Regions from separate parts of the Homo sapiens genome. Here region 2 is linked to region 1. The links are chromatin loops, found by intact Hi-C in ENCODE. Cell type or tissue: A673. All regions are shown on one strand. Each heading gives the region's core, and the rest is flanking DNA. Links, peaks and the distances in the headings are about the cores only.

Region 1 (5,872 bases), core at 1,353-3,852:
CTAAAAAACATTTCATACATAAGCAAACAGACTCAGAGAAGTTATATGACCTGTTCAAGAACACACAGCAGTGCCAGAATCTGAAACTAGGTCTGCCTGACTGCAACATTAATGCTGTCTTTCTACTGTTTTACTCTGCCTCTAAATGAAAAAACAAAAAAACCCCATACAGGTATACCTTCCACCTTAGGAAGAGGAAAGGGTAGCCAAAACCACTTGCTCTATCAAAATGTACTTGGAGGGAAAAAAATGTACCTTGGTACTGGGTCAAAGACAGTCCCCCAGGACACCAATATAATTTAATATGGCACTTCTTATACTGTAAACCATTCCTTTTTCTTTACTTGATGCAGAAATCTCTTTTCTCTGCGATAGAACTTTCTGCTCCAATTGCCATGGCTAATATTAAACTATGGCTATTTTAATTTTTTCAGAGCTGTTAAGGGACATTTGCTTTTGTTTGAGCCTAAATACATTTGAAGTGCTGGGAGGGTTAGGAATGCTGGCATATTCTTAAGGGTCAGTTTTTCATTCATACATTCAATAATGATTTATTAAGTATTTATTATGTGTCAGGTTCTGTTTCAGGTACTGGGGGTAGACACTAAACAATATAGACAAAAAGCCTTCCCTCTTGCTCCTTGGAATTTACATTCTAAGTTTGGGGAGATAGACAGTAAATCAGGGATGAGAGGTAAATGTCTCATTGAAAAGATAACTGACCAGAGACCTGCAGGAGGAATGGAGTTAGGATTTCCCAAGGAGGAGCTTTCTAGGAAGAGCGAACAGTTTGCATGAAGGCCCTGAGATGGAGCTGTGATTTGTGTCTTTCAGAGAACAGCAAGGAAGCCAGTGTAGTAGAGGTAGGAGTAGTAGGGTCCAGGAAGACGGGAGTAGTAAGACATGAGGGCAGAATGGTAACAAGAGTGAATATAGGGATGGAGGTAGAGTGAAGTGGCAGAGGCTAAGAGAATTTGTAGGCCGTTGCAAGGACTTTGGTTTTACTCAGGGTAAGATGGGAAATGATTGGAGGGTTTTGGGCAGAGAATCGATGTGATCTGACTTAAATTTTAAAAGTGTTACTTTTGCTGCTGTGTTGAGAATAGACTGTAGATGGTGGGCAAGGGTGGAAGCAGGGAGAAGAAAAAGGAGATGGGCAAAAATTAACTGTAGCTTCAATAAGGGTGATAGTGGTGGAGTTGGTGTGAAGCAGTTAGATTCTAAATACAGTTTGAAGGTAAAGCCAACAGAGTAGTTCATCAATAGCATTTATTTAGCAGCCACTGCATCTAGCAACCATGTTTATGACAAAAATACAAAGGGGTAAAAGATAACCTCTCCTTTTCTGTCTCAACTTAGAACATCAGGTATGACTTAGATAAATGGATGAAGAAAAGAGGATGTTACAAAAAGAGAACCATGTGAATAAAGGAAGAGAGACAAGAAGAAATGTGGCACACTGTGAAACAATACTAGATCAATTATGATTGGAGTAGAGACTTGCTATAGGGGAGTAATGGATAAAAAAAGGTCGTGGAAAGGGAGGGAGTCAGGCTCTGGTAGAAATGGCAGGCATGAAGGGGAAGGAGCTTGAGTCTGAAGAAGACTTGAAGGCTTCTGAGCAGAAAATGATATGAGAAAACAGTGCTTTAGAAAGCTAAATCTGGCAGCAGGGTGCCAGATGGAGAGATGTGGCCAACCAATTGCCTTCTATGCCCTTGACTCAAAGGACTTTATTTCCTTGTATCTAAAAGTAATTGTTTTATAATAAAAGAATACTTTTAGAAAGAAATATCTGGAAAAGGTAGGTACATTAACCTAGCCTACCACACCAGTCAATTTCATTCAGATGATCAAGAGAGTCTCTAGTGACACAGCTAGATCAACTTCACACTAGACTGCTGCTGTGCATACAGGAGATAATGGCTAACTATGTGCCAGCACTATTCTCAATGTTTTACATCCATCAACTCAGTTAATCCACACACTGCCATGGATATGTCTATTATTATCTGCATTTTATAGACAGGACATTGATGCACAGGAAAGTTAAGTAACTAACTCAGAATCACAAACCTAGTAAGTGACAGAGCTAAGATTTGGCAGTCTAGTTATAAAGTTCATGTTCTTGGCTACTATGCTGTACTACCTTGCCAACTACAGAAAATGTTTTTAAAAAATCACTTTTAGATGACAATATTATCAGTGCCCAGTCCTGGATGAGCTTATGATGTGGTCATTACAATAGGTATATTTGAGGCTGCTTCACTCTCCATTTTTCATTCAATCAATCTAAAAAAAAAAAGACTCTAAAGAGAAAGGGCAGGAAATTCTCCATAGCTGCAATGAAGAATAACTAATTTGATGATTTGTCTTCTTCACACTCACTTCATGCAGCTTTTATTCCTCTATAAAAACAGCACTTTTATTTTTGTTCAAAGAATGCTAGTTAATTAAATGAAGACTCTGGATGGAATTTATATAGCCATTATTGTGCACTGATGGTAATACAGTGTGAAATGTAGTTGGGTGGTAAAAGATGCAGAGGTTTTGATGCTGAATAAATTCATGCTATTTCTTTTGTAAATGTGTAACTGTCAGGTTGGTGAATGTGACCCCTTAGCAAAGTTCTAGCCCAGTTACCACTGAATGGCTGTTTAAAAGATTAGTGCATTGAAATGATGACTTTTAGAGGAAGCAGTAAAGAAAAGATAACAGCAGTGTGCCGTATTTAGCAATACAAGATCACATAAATCCATTTTCTCTTTTCCTCCCAGGCTGTCTTCTAATAAATAACTGTACAGCCTCCTATGTCAGTAACAACTGAGCCAGAATTTTCCCAGTGCCTCACCATGAGACTGAAATCCCATCAGGGAAAATGCTGTCGTCCATTTACTGATTTACTATGTACTAGATAGAGTTTAATTCAGTTTAGAAGGTTAGATAATAAAAGAAAAATGAAGATATAGTAGTAAGTCAGAAAATCCACATAAGCATTATGCTTTTTAATACTAAGCAGTGTGAGCAAACATACTAGAAGGGAATCCTGAATTAAGAAGTAAAATCTCTAGCTTATTTTTTTTTTTTTTTTTTTGGCAACACTGAGGAAATGTCTTCAACTCACACTGGCCCTTTATAAAATGAGGTTTTTCTGCCTCACGATTACATAATGAAACTTCAAAGAGCAGACCAAAGTCTTCTTTGAAAATGTAATCTGAACTAATGAAAATCTTTGTAGGCTACCAATACTTTGGACTTTTGTTGGGACAAAGCACGGTAACAGCTCACACACAGGACAATAAATATACTATGTGTTTTTCCACATACAGTACTTTTCCCCCACAAGGTAACATGATCTAGAATGAAAAAACATGGGCTTTGAATGGGACATAACTAGGTTAGAATCTCAGATCAGAATTTTACACTTTTAAAAATTTTCTGGCTCTGTAATTCTCTAAGACTCAGTTTGCTCATTTTTATAATGGAAAATCACACCTATTTTATTAGATCAAAACTATTCTCACAAGAGAATTAAAGAAACTATAATAGTTCTTGGCACAATTTTTTCCTTTTCCTCTTTCTTACCTTGAAAAAATATACATAATCACCTGTGTGATCAAAGAGCTAGACAAAATAATTTATTAAGGGTTTTCCTGAGGCACTCAATTAGTAACACCAGCTCTTGAACTTTGGAGAGTTGTTTGGAAACAAAATTTGCACATGTATTTTTTAATGTTAGCAACAATCATGTAAAGCCCTTTCCTCTAGTTATGAGTTGTAATGAATGGCTCCCTATAGTAGAAGGAAAAAGCATTAATTGCAGTAGCACATCTGTAATTAGGCTAACACATTCACATCACTAAATTTAAAAGTTCTGCAATTTTTAAGTTCATCAGTAAATCTTTCAAAATGTCAATAGGTGACAGGAGAAAAATGAGACTGCAAAGAGATATAATGTTTTTGTGCAATGTAACCTATGCTACCAAGCCCTAAAGAATACTTCTCTTATCAGCTTCCTACATCCACTCTTTGGAAAGCCCTTCTTGGTCTTGGTACTATTACAGCTTGTGAAAAAAATTAAGGGTTACTGCAGGAAAAGAGCTATTGAATTAAAATGTTTAAAAGCAAGTTATATCTAGTTTCCTTGACTTATGAGTCTGATTTGTTAAAATATATATAATATACCTTTCAATGGATAATCCCAAAATGCTTTGCAGATATTGACAAATGAAGGTATAACTCACCCCTCAGGCATGAATGTGTATGGGGGAGAATATGATTCGTAGAACTTTTTAACAGACCTCTGACATATGCTTTCTTTTCTCTTTCCTCACTCCCCCTCCATGACTCATCTAGCCAACTCCTCCTCCTCCTTACCTAACCAGTAATTAAGCACTGTGAAGTCTTCATTTATAATGTAATTTGCAGCTGTTGCTTAATTTCCATTCTAACCACTGTATTACTGATTTATGTCTTTATCCTCTCATGCTTGGGTACTATGAAAATCACATATGTGATCACCCTGCCTACTGTGTTCTTTATTGTATTCTGCATACTTCTGAAAGATTGATTTCCTCAAAATATTGATGAAGTACCACCTTAGGTAACAAACCTAACAACATGGTACATGATAAAATATATCCTCATTCTTCATTCTTCAAAGTTCTCTACTACCTATTCCAAATCAACCTACTTACTAGCTTTAGTCCACTTAACTCTCACATGATTCCCATATCCAAGTACATTAACTTACCACATTTACCAGGTGAAATTCTTCTACTTCCAAGACACTTTGGGTCACATTAATCCTCTAGGTATATATATTTTTCACCTTTTTCCATCATTTAGTTGTTACTTGTCCTTCAAAATCTATCTCAGATTTCACCTTATCTGTTTTTCCATTCTACTTTTGTATAAATGATCTTTCTCTCCTTTTTTATCTTTTAGATTTGTCGTCTGTAATTAATCACATATTTAGTACTCTTAACTGCTATCTTGAACTGTCATTAAAATGCTTTATTACCCAACTTTCTAAAATCAAAGGGTCTTGACTGCCCAAATTAGAACACAATCTGTCTGAGAGTAAAAACCCTATCTAATATGAGCAGGTACTCTACTTAACATAAAATGAGATATAACTGAGTTGACAAACCATGAAAATGACTATTTCATTTTTCATATACAAAAACTGCCTTAAGGAACTTATTTAGGCAAGAAGCTTTCATAGGAAATTTCTTCAAAAAAGGGTTCAGATTTATGGGAATATTAGAACTACATTTTATTTAACAATTAAAATAACAATCATAAACTATGCTTTGAGAAACACCATATAATAATAGGCAAATTATTTCATTATATTACTTTTTTAGAGTCTCACTGTGTTGCCTAGGCTGGAGTGGAGTGGCATGATCTTGATTCACCGCAACCTCCGCCTCCCAGGTTCAAGGTGATCTAAAGACATCCACCCACCTCGGCCTCCGAAAGTGATGGGATTACAGGTGTGAGCCACCATGCCAGGCTGCATTATATTCTTTTTATATAAATTTTAAAAAATCTTTTTTACAGTATTTATCAAGCAAATAAGACTAAGTGGAATGAAGAAAATACCAATGCTAAAAATGACAATTATACTTGTTTGTCAATTTTATTTCTTGTTTTCATTAAAAATATAAGATTTTAAAATTATGAACATTAATTTATATTTCCTTAAAAATTACAATTTTTGGCCAGGCACAGTGGCTTACATCTGTAATCCTAGCACTTTGAAAGGCCAAGGCAGGTGGATCACCTGAGGTCAGGAATTTGAGATCAGCATAGCTAATATGGTGAAACCTCATGTCTACTAAAAATACAAAAATCAGATGGGTATGGT
Region 2 (5,872 bases), core at 1,662-4,161, 370 kb before region 1:
TTAGGATCCCTGGCTGAGTCTGCAAATGAAAATGACATGAAATAGATTAACAGAAGAACAACATACACGTTTAATACAAGTTTTGGTTGACACAGGAGCCTTCCTAAGAAAATAGGAGGGTCTTGGCTGGGCACGGTGGCTCATGCCTGTAATCCCAGCACTTTGGGAGGCTGAGGTGGGCGGATCATGAGGTCAGGAAATCGAGACCATCCTGGCTAACACGGTGAAACCCCTTCTCTACTAAAAATACAAAAAATTAGCCGGGCATGGTGGCGGGTGCCTGTAGTCCCAGCTACTCGGGAGGCTGAGGCAGGAGAATGGCGTGAACCCCCGGGAGGCAGATCTTGCAGTGAGTGGAGATCCAGCCACTGCACTCCAGCCTGGGCGACAGAGCGAGACTCTGCTCTGTCTCAAAAAAAAAAAAAAAAAAAAAAGAAAGAAAATAGGAGGGTCTTATTCGTTTGAATAGAGAAAGGCAATTGTGGAAAAGTAACTAAATTATGTGGTGGAGGCTAAAGGAAGATAATTAGCTTAACAAGGTCTGTTTGCAAAGAATTCTCTCAGCTATGACTCTCCACCAAAGAATTGTCTTTTTCTCCTGGTACAGGGAGGGCATCTTTCACATGGGAATCTTTATCTCCTGTTTTCTGAAAGAAAGGGGGAAGATTACAAAGCACTTCTTGTATCTTTTGTTTTTCAAGTGCCTTCAGCTAGAAGTCTCATGTCAAAGTGGCATGTTTTCGGGTAGCATATTCTGCCCCTCTTCATAAATATTTTAGGCTCTGTCAGCTATAACGTCTCTGTTACAACTACTCAGCTCTGCCATTGTAGTGGAAAAGCAGCCGTAGACAATTTGTAAAGGAATGGATGTGGCTGCGTTCAATAAAACTTTATTTGCAAAAGCAAATAGAGAGCTGGATTTGGCCTGTGGATTTTAGTTTGCTGCCTCCTGCTCTAGAGTCTGGTCTAGACTACTGCTTTTCAGACATTAATATGCATAGGAATCACTAAGGTATCATGTTACAATGTAGATTTTGATTCAATAGATGGAGTCTGAGATTCTACATTTTTAACAAGTACTCACATGATAGTAATGATGATGATCCAAGGACCATACTTTGAACAGCAAGGCTTGAATTAAAACTAGTAGTTCTCAATCTTGAATGCACCCTAGAATCACCGGAAGAGCTTTAAAAATGGCAATGCCTGGTTTTCACTCCTTCCCTGCCACACTCCATTATGATTTCTCTTTTTTTTTTTTTTTTTTTGAGACGCAGTCTTGCTCTGTCACCCAGGCTGGAGTGCAGTGGCGCGATCTCAGCTTACTGCAAGCTCCGCCTCCCGGGTTCATGCCATTCTCCTGCCTCAGCCTCCCAAGTAGCTGGGACTACAGGCACCCACCACCATGCCTGGCTAATTTTTTGAAATTTTAATAGAGACGGGTTTTCACTGTGTTAGCCAGGATCGTCTTGAACTCCTACCTCATGATCCGCCCACCTCAGCCTCCCAAAGTGCTGGGATTACAGGCATGAGCCACCACACCCAGCCCATTATGATTTCTTTATTTTGTGGTGTGGCCTGAGCATCAGGATTTTTTTTTATTATTATACCTTAAGTTCTAGGGTACATGTGCACAATGTACAGGTTTGTTACATAGGTATACACGTGCCATGTTGGTTTGCTGCACCCATCGACTCATCATTTACATTAGGTATTTCTCCTAACGCTATCCTTCCCCCAGCCCCCCACCCCCCGACAGGCCCTGATGTGTGATGTTCCCCGCCCTGTGTCCAAGTGTTCTCATTGTTCAATTTCCACCTATAAGTGAGAACATGTGCTGTTTGATTTTCTGTCCTTGCGATAGTTTGCTGAGAATGATGATTTCCAGCTTCATCCATGTCCCTGCAAAGGACATGAACTCATTCTTTTTCATGACTGCATAGTATTCCATGGTGTACATGTGCCACACTTTCTTAATCCAGCCTATCATCGATGGACATTTGAGTTGGTTCCAAGTCTTTGCTATTGTGAATAGTGCCACAATAAACATACATGTGCATGTGTCTTTGTAGTAGCATGATTTATAATCCTTTGGGTATATACCCAGTAATGGGATGGCTGGGTCAAATGGTATTTCTGGTTCTAGATCCTTGAGGAGTCGCCACACTGTCTTCCACAATGGTTGAACTAATTTACACTCCCACCAACAGTGTAAAGCATTCCTATTTCTCCACATCCTCTCCAGCATCTGTTGTTTCCTGACTTTTTAATGATCGCCATTCTAACTGGCATGAGATCTTATCTCATTGTGGTTTTGATTTGCATTTCTCTGGAGCATCAGGATTTTTGAAAGCTCCCTAGGTAATCCTGATATGCAAGTGAAATTAAGAATATAGCCCAGCATGTGAATGAAAGATTTAAGGGTTTCTTTGATAAGACTTAAATTCACTGCTCAGATTTATAAAATGGAACACTTGCTCAGAATGAAGTTATCCTTTGAGGAAAGGAAATGGCACTTGGGTAGAAAGTAAGCAGGTCTCTGAATTAGCCAAACAGGATTAGATTTAAAGCCCAAGTGGATGAATAAGCTGTATAGAAGGGAGCAGCCCCTTCCTCTGAGATTGAGGCAAGAAAAGCAACACAAGATTTTGTTAGGGGCTAGAAGCTGGGGCATTCATGTCAACTGTTTTGTAGAGGAAGAGATATTCAGCCAAGCAAACACTTTCTGAGCACTTAGCATGTCCCAGGGGAGGTCACCTGCTGAGCATGGGAAATGAAAGTGGAGTCAAAGACTTGAAGAGAATTGTGAAAATTTAGAACAGTTTCTGTGAACACTAGGGGAAGATGCAGAGCAGGAGACAAATGGATTTCCCAGTGCTGTTGTCGGCCAGCTGCAGTTAGAAACATTTTTCTGCTGAATAAAAGGAAGAATTTGCTGACAGTAAAAACTGTCCTGAGTTGCCACGGGCTTCCCTCGGAAATGGGGAACTTCCAGTGGCTGGATCTCAACCATAGGTTAGATCAGCACTTTTCATCCGGAAAACCTATGTACCAATAATAGCTGAGTGGGGTGTTACTAGTAATTTTGGCTAATAATGATACCGAACTATGCAAATTCTTAACTTTTAAAATGCACTCTAGAATACAATCAAGGCTGAGCCTGTAATAGCATCCCTCTTAATTACTTGCATTATTGATTCACTTTGAGCAGAAAATAAAAGGTGTGGTGCAAGCTTAGCTGCCAGGAATTGTACAGAACCCACAAACTATCTGATCTCATCAGCAGAGGTAATGTATTTCATATGTGAATGTTATCCATTGAGTGTGGGGGAATGGAAAAATGGGCTGAGAACTGTTGAGACAGATGTCAATGTGGTATTGGGAGATCTAAGAATTGAATGGAGATCTAAGAGTTGAATGTGGAATGGGGATGTTGACTTGAACAGTTAAAGTCCTTCCAACTCTGATATTCTGTGATTCTAGGAAAACACCTGTGTGTCTGGATCTTCTTTAGGCTTGAAACTAAAAGCTTCACACAAGAAGGGAATGAATCACTACATAAATTATTCAGCGCTTGAAGGCCCTCAGAGAATTACTCTCTGTTCTTTGATTGAGGCAGGGATTTTCTCCTAGATCCTTAGTCTGAATAAAGGCTGAGTTTTGGATCTCTCAGGTCCAGAAAAAATGCTATAGATAATTAGGCCGTCATTATCTAGGCCTCCTCCATCTTGAATCATTATGACTATAAAATCATTACCTTGTGCATAGCTTGCAATACATTCTTTTCCCTACTTACAGTCCAGAATTGCTGGTTGAGATAGATAAGGTGTTGTTGCAAAGGGATTTCATAACTAGTGGGAAACAGTATGACATAACAGTATGCCTGGGGCCAGATACCAGTTTTACTATGTTCCAGGTGGTTACCTTAACCAGGTTACTTTCTGCTCAGTGCCAGCCTCATCACTGGTAAAATGAGAATAATAATGTATCAGAGGGTTACCGTGAAGACATAATACACATCGAGTGCTTAGAATAGCACCTGGCAGGTATAAGGTAGGTAAGTATTCCAGCCACCTTACTTACATAATTGCTACCTTCCAGGAGCTGGAAGAAAGATACACTTAGATGGACATACTTTTTCAGCCCATGCAGCCAACAAAATAAGAACATAAAACCAAAACAAAATTAAACAGTGGGTATTTTATTACCTCCTTTTTTTTTTTTTTTTTTTTGAGAGAGAGTCTCGCTCTGTTGCCCAGGCTGGAGTGCAGTGGCGCAATCTCGGCTCACTGCAAGCTCCACCTCCCTGGTTCATGCCATTCTCCTGCCTCAGCCTCCTGAGTAGCTGGGACTACGGGTGCCCGCCACCATGCCCGGGTAATTTTTTTTGTATTTTTAGTAGAGATGGGGTTTCACTGTGTTAGCCAGGATGGTCTCGATCTCCTGACCTCATGATCTGCTCGCCTTGGCCTCCCAAAGTGCTGGGATTACAGGCGGGAGACATCGCAACCCACCCTTCCTCCTTTCATAGGTTCTCCTTGTTTAGAAAATTAGACGCCAACTCTTTAGCTTGGTATCAGAATCCTTCATGACAATGCCAATGTTTCAACACACATAATACACTCTTCCCCATTAAGTCAATAACCTACACTTGAACAAAATCAGACCATCTGCTGTGGTCCCAGTGGGCATGATATGTCCCCATCTCTGAAAGCTTACTCATAGTATTCACCCAGTCTGTATGCAATATATTTTTCACTCGTCTTTGCTGGTTGGTATCTTCTCATCCTTTACCATCCAAGCCAAGTGACTTTCTCTATGAAGACTTTCTTTAAAACCCCAGTAGATAAAATATGTCTATCCCTCTCTGTGATACCTTAACACTTTATATACTTGATACTTTCATTACCATACTTTTCATACACTTCCTTGGTATAGAGTTATTTTGTAAATTCCTCCAGATTTTAAGTGCCTTGAAAGAGAATTTGTTTCTTATTCATCTCTATTTCTCCTCCTGTGACTGGCTCCCACCGTCACTGCCCCCACAATATGCACAGTGCAGGCCATGCTGCCTTATACACTATAGGCATTTGATAAATGTGGGCTGGTTATGGGACTCTCTGGGATGTAAGAAAGCACTTAATTGGAATGAAGATTGGGAAGAGTTCCCTATCCAGCTTAAGTGGGGCAAGAAAGAGCAGATGCTATAACCCAGGGGCTTTGAGCACTTATTAAAATTAGATATTGAATGTCTGAGAACAAATTCTAGCACATACTGAGTATTAGGCATATTTTAGATGCTAGCCACCCCCTCTTCTAGAAGATCTGCCTCCTACCCACAACCCCCGATGAAGTGGTGAATGAATCATCTGTCTTTGTTCCACTGCAGTCCCCACTCCATCTTGAGTCAAAGCCTACCTACCCTACAGCCTCATGAGACAAGATGAGCTCAGCCACTGTCTCTCTCCACTAAGATTTCAAGTTAGGACTTAAAAATACTCAAGTAGGAGCTATAAACTCTAAAATTGTTGCAATACTAACAACAACAAGAACAACTGTATTTATTGAGTGTATACTATGTGCCAGTCACTGTGTGGCACATAGTACGTGCTCAATGTACTTAAGGACAATATCTTTACTCCTCACACTACTGTGAAGATGAGGCTGTTATTACCCCCATTTTATTTTATTTTTTATTCTTATTTTTTGAGACGGATTCTTGTTCTGTTGCCCAGGTTGGAGTGCAGTGGCACCATCTTGGCTCACTGCAACCTTTGCCTCCCAGGTTCAAGCGATTCTCCTGCCTCAGACTCCCGTGTAGCAGGAGCTACAGACGGGCACCACCACACCTGGTTAGTTTTTGTATTTTCAG

Evidence for each region. A loop is a pair of places that touch in the nucleus more often than their neighbours do. Peaks named below come from ENCODE experiments on the same cell type or tissue, not always from the same donor. Only the 100,000 strongest peaks of a DNase experiment are listed, where the experiment ranks them.
Region 2: a loop joins it to region 1, with 3 times the contacts of the local background. A loop is called at or near these places in 1 of 110 quality-filtered maps.

What each region holds. Positions count from the first base shown.
Region 1 is chr17:55,066,376-55,072,247 of GRCh38, reverse strand. The region is part of intron 12 of STXBP4 (syntaxin binding protein 4); the gene reads right to left. Among named protein-coding and RNA genes, the nearest start is that of STXBP4, 100 kb to the right of the region's middle. In A673, for the core only: no CTCF peak of the experiment used is centred there; DNase peaks (open chromatin) are centred at 2,027 and 2,657; H3K27ac peaks cover 2,050 bases.
Region 2 is chr17:55,434,415-55,440,286 of GRCh38, reverse strand. No RefSeq gene overlaps it. Among named protein-coding and RNA genes, the nearest start is that of MMD, 16 kb to the right of the region's middle. In A673, for the core only: no CTCF peak of the experiment used is centred there; a DNase peak (open chromatin) is centred at 2,756; H3K4me3 peaks cover 802 bases; H3K27ac peaks cover 1,206 bases.